2 separate regions of the Homo sapiens genome follow, and region 2 is linked to region 1. The links are chromatin loops, found by intact Hi-C in ENCODE. Cell type or tissue: IMR-90. All regions are shown on one strand.

What was found. Hi-C counts contacts between places; a loop is a spot of excess contacts. Peaks named below come from ENCODE experiments on the same cell type or tissue, not always from the same donor. Only the 100,000 strongest peaks of a DNase experiment are listed, where the experiment ranks them.
Region 2: it touches region 1 in a loop (4-fold over the local background); 8 of 110 quality-filtered maps call a loop at or near these places.

What each region holds. Positions count from the first base shown.
Region 1 is chr6:16,337,798-16,340,297 of GRCh38, forward strand. The region is part of intron 6 of ATXN1 (ataxin 1); the gene reads right to left. Among named protein-coding and RNA genes, the nearest start is that of GMPR, 100 kb to the left of the region's middle. In IMR-90, a CTCF peak has its summit at 1,417 (motif pointing right); a DNase peak (open chromatin) is centred at 1,334; H3K27ac peaks cover 599 bases.
Region 2 is chr6:16,471,084-16,473,583 of GRCh38, forward strand. The region is part of intron 6 of ATXN1 (ataxin 1); the gene reads right to left. Among named protein-coding and RNA genes, the nearest start is that of GMPR, 230 kb to the left of the region's middle. RefSeq lists an enhancer at 2,093-2,172. In IMR-90, no CTCF peak of the experiment used is centred here; a DNase peak (open chromatin) is centred at 1,398; H3K27ac peaks cover 2,003 bases.

The sequences.
Region 1 (2,500 bases):
ACTAACTTGTTTCAAAGTGAGAGGAAGTGAGCCCTCTTCATTATCTTATTTCAAGGACTGATGCAAGAAGATGAAAAGTATTGGCCAAGGTAACACAGTAAGAACTGGGGTCAGGAGGATGAGAACCTGTCACTTTGACTCTCACTTGAATGTTTCTTACCACCACTGTGATAGATCTCACTACCCGATGCATGAAGCATTCACATCCACTGTCCTATTTAGAATATCAAGATAAATATTAATATTATTATTACTAACAATGATGATAATAGATCAATAATATTCCACTGCTATTACTACTAAGGACACACAGAATTGTAGTTAGAGTGGGCTACGCCGTAAGGTAGAGAACAGGTTCAAACCTTGGCTTTACCCCAAACCACCTATGTTATCCATTTTTAAAAATATAATTTTGGCCGGGCGTGGTGGCTCATGCCTGCAAACCCAGCACTTTAGGAGGCTGAGGCGGGCGGATTGCGAGGTCAGGAGATTGAGACCATCCTGGATAACACAGTGAAATCCTGTCTCTACTAAAAATACAAAAAATGAGCCAGGCGTGGTGGCAGGCGCCTGTAGTCCCAGCTACGAGGGAGGCTAAGGCAGGAGAATCGCTTGAACCCAGGAGGCGGAGGTTGCAGTGAGCCGAGATCACACCACTGCACTCCAGCCTGGGCGACAGAGCGAGACTCCATCTCAAAATAATAATTTTAATTTTACTTGCGATTATACATGTGCCCAAGTTTAATGAGGCAAAAATTTCATTTCAACAATGTGTAAAGTTGTAATCTCTGCCTTTAAAATGGGGAAGAATTAACATGCACAGTGCCTAGTATAACACACACTCAGTACATGGTCGCCATCGTAGTTATAATTCAATAAACATTTCCTCATGAATTCTCAGTGATCACCCACACTTATCTGTTGCTCATCTCTCCTGGCCATGATGTAATCAATACAACACCTTCAAACTATCAATTCTTTCAAACATCTGTTTTTTCCTCACATCTGTGATAGAAAAAGAGGAAGTGATGGGTGTTTGAGAGTTCATTTTTTTCTTCACTTGATAGGTGGGATAATATTTATAAGTGCCCAATGTGCAGACCCCTATGCACACCAACAAGAAGGAAGGCAATTCAGCACACAAGCAGAATAAACAGAAAGCTCAGACGCTAAACTCAAGGATGGCATTTCCAGGGAAGGGTTAAGTGCAATGCCTCCGTGTTTCACTCTGCCTGCTTTTCCACAATACTTTTTGGATGAGTAATTCCCAAGACGCATGGTGGGGAAATGCAGAATCCTCCTTCCACATCCCGCAGGGAAGGCTGCCAGCTGTCTACCCGCACACACACTCACGAGCTTCACCACACAACACGATGCAAAGCGCCAGCAACTGCTCCAGGAGGCCTAGGCTGGATCCTGCCAGCCACCAGGGGGCTGGGTTTCCAGGACATTAGACAGCCCCAGTCTACAACAGAGAACATAAAACTCTCCATCAAGTCAGGAAAAAGGTCTCGTGGGAACTGAGGTACTCTGGGAGAGTCTTAAAACTATTCACTGTCCTTGGTGTGGCTGAATGAAAGCAAAGCCAATGCCTCCAGATAATTCATAAACTAACCAGCTGTTCCTCCAGGTGTCACACACTGGCTTACCTTCTATGGTGGTTTCAGTCACTGAGACACTGCACAATTCAATGCTCTCAACTGCAAAGACCCCAAGACCTCCCGGGACCCAGGCTCTCTAAGGCACAGCAGGCAGGACAAGTCACGATGCTTAATTTGTGCAGGCTACAGCAATGCTTTACATATAAATAACAACTAGCATATGATCACCCCATTTCAAAGACAAGGACATTGAAGCTCAGAGTGTAAGTCACTTGCCTAAGATTACATGGCTAAAAAAGGGCAGAAACAACACACAAAAAATCCTAATATGAAAACTTGGGATCTAGTTCTTGGGTTGTGTAGTGGGTCATTAGTGTGTAGTGAAGAATTTTTTTTCTTTTTTGAGACGGAGTCTCACTCTGTCACCATGCTGTAGTGCAGTGGCGTGATCTCGGCTCACTGCAACCTCTGCCTCCTGGGTTCAAGCGATTCTCCTGCCTCAGCCTTCCAAGAAGCTGGGACTACAGGCGCATGCCACCATGCCCAGCTAATTTTTGTATTTTTAGTAGAGACAGGGTTTCACCATGTTGGCCAGGATGGTCTCGATCTCTTGACTTCGCGGTCTGCCCACCTCGGCCTCCCAAAGTGCTGGGATTACAGGTATGAGCCACCGCGCCTGACCATGAAGAATTTAACCTCACCCAAACTCAGGTCTGGCCTTTGCCCCCACCTGTGGGGAGGTGATCTCTCGGCCTCTGGAATGTCCTGCCTCACAGAAGTATGTTTATTGGCCACTGGATGGAGTAACAATGTGATTTATGATGGGGGCTTTGGGCCATGAGGTATACGTTCCAACCTCAGAGGAACTAATAATGAAAGATATTTGCCTGATCTCCAGG
Region 2 (2,500 bases), 130 kb after region 1:
GAAATTTCCCCCACAGCACAGATGACCTTTTGCCACAAGTTTTCATACAAGCTTTGCTTTCTCATTCCAATAATCTCCCTGCTATCTGAAAGACTTCTGGCAATTAAAACACACACACACACACACACACACACACACAATTCAAAACTTGAAAAGGGCTTCATCAGAAGATGAACAGGTCTTCTGCGAAATAATTCCCAACCATCACAATGTAAGTTAATCACAGGAAGTAATTTTGAATTTTCAGTGTCATCCTGAAACTGAACTATGGTTAGTAATTTGAGATTGAGATGAACGAAGTAAATGGAGATGCCTTAGAGCTCGGCATTCCTGAGTTTGCTGCAATGAGTAGTTAAGTTTGAAGAATCTAGATATGTGAATGATGTAATAGATAAGGCAGACAGATTGGATCAGAGGGGTTTTAATATTAAGATAAGTGACAATGATAGCTCACAGTCATGACCTTATGCCTATATCATAGAGTGACACTAGACAGCCAGTGAAATGCAAAGCAGCCATGTGCCCTGGATTAGATTCGCACCTCTCTGTAGCTGGGCAGCTTTCAGTAGAGCATGTCAGGAGTGTGCGTATGTGTGCATGCATGCGTGTGTGTGTGTGTGTGTGTGTGAGACAGAAAGAGAGAGAGTCTGTCATTGTAATATACAGGGAGTTTACATAAGAGAAGGTTGGAAGAGCAACAACAATTTGAATTAAGGTAGCCTATTTTTCTTTATAAGACACTCGGAATACCTAACAGGCCTTAACTTCATCAATCTCCGCACCATCTGTCAGACCTTAGGTTACAGTGACCACCCCCATGCATTAATCAAGAAGAGGCAACCAAGTGTGTAGCTTTGAGAAAAGTTCTGCTCTTTCAGACTTGACTGTATTATTAAAATTTCTAAAAAGGTAAACAACAGGAGGTGGTTTTAATCACAGTGTTGACTTTGATTGCATACCCATGTCCCTGGCAGCTTAGAATGGTTACAGCGCTTAAGGTAACATACAAAGTGCAGATGAGTAAGAAAAGAACCTGACAAAACTCAGTGAAATAACACGCAGGTGGCAGCATATGCACACCTGCGTCTTCACCCCACTTCCAAAAATAAGAAGATTCTATTTTTTTTTACTGTCTACTCCATACACTCTAGAACAGATTACATACATATTTATAAAGAGAAATGTATTGTTTCAATATTTTATGCAAAACTTCATGTAAGGTCATGTGTTTGTACAGCACAAAACATGGAATTGGGTATCTCTCCAGTCACCTATAAAGCTGAGCTCATCCCTTCTTCTGGCACTTGTTCTATACTGTGTTCTGGAAGCCAGACCAGATTGAACACAGCAAACCATATCTTCCTTTCAGTATAGAATGCAATGAGTCAGTGTTTATGCAATGATCTGCTATTAAAGCAAATAAGCAGAATCAGGAATTCCAAAACATGCCATGTTTTCATTTCCATTTCACATGAGTATAAAGCTCACCAAATTTGGGCACTTTAAATTATGAAGTCTCCTATCACACACTTCTTTATCAGTCCTCCACATAATTGTTTAACTAAGACTCTGATAAAAATGTCAAAAATGCTTGCCATGGTTCTCAGCAGCAAACAAATGCCTGCAGGCTCCGAGCATGCCCTGGGGTTTTTCAAACCCTCTCCTGTCTTTGAAAATGCATCCCATTCAGTTAGCAGTGCTGGTGATAAGACATGGCACGCAGAGGGTCTAAACCACCACCCCTAAAGGTGCCAGAGCAGAACCCTGCATTGAGTTTAATGCTGACAGAGCACTCCAATCAGTCAGTCTGTTCGAACTCTTTGATTGGAGAAAAGGTCAGAATCTGAGCTACAAAAGTGGCCTGCCTGCCCCTGGAAGATTAGGTCCTGGGTTTTTAGTTTTCCTTCTTGTCTTCCTCTGTTCCCACAATTCCCATTTATTTTCAATTATTTGGTTAGGGAAGGTGTCCCTCAAGGAAAAGAGCATAGGAATGAAGGCTGCCTGCCCTACTTGTAGACTCTTCTGTATGTTCTTTTTTAATGAAAAAAATTAGAAAACTTGGCAAATTATTATCTGCATCGCACACATTTTGATGCTCCCCTCCCTCAATTTTACCTATAAAAGATACCACTTCCAACATTTGAGTTATAACCCCAAGGACTGAAAAATACCCAGCCACTCCGACCCGATATCAGGCAGTTTCAGTGACAACAAACTGGTCCCCAAACGTACCGGTGAAAACCACACGTTCTCACTCTTGGCGACTTGAATTTGGTGAAATGAAACAGTCATTTCTATTTTTGCCTTTTGAAAGAGTTATGCTTAAAGGTGTAGTGAAAAGGTCAGATCTGGAAATTAATGGGTAAGCATGGTCCTATCCGAGGTCAGAGAAGCATTTTGAGAGTGCCCCAGAGCCTTTAGAACACATTGTTTATTTTGAGGTCAAAGGGAAAAACATGTTGGAAGGAAAAGAGTCTTTGGCTGGGTGATGACAATGACA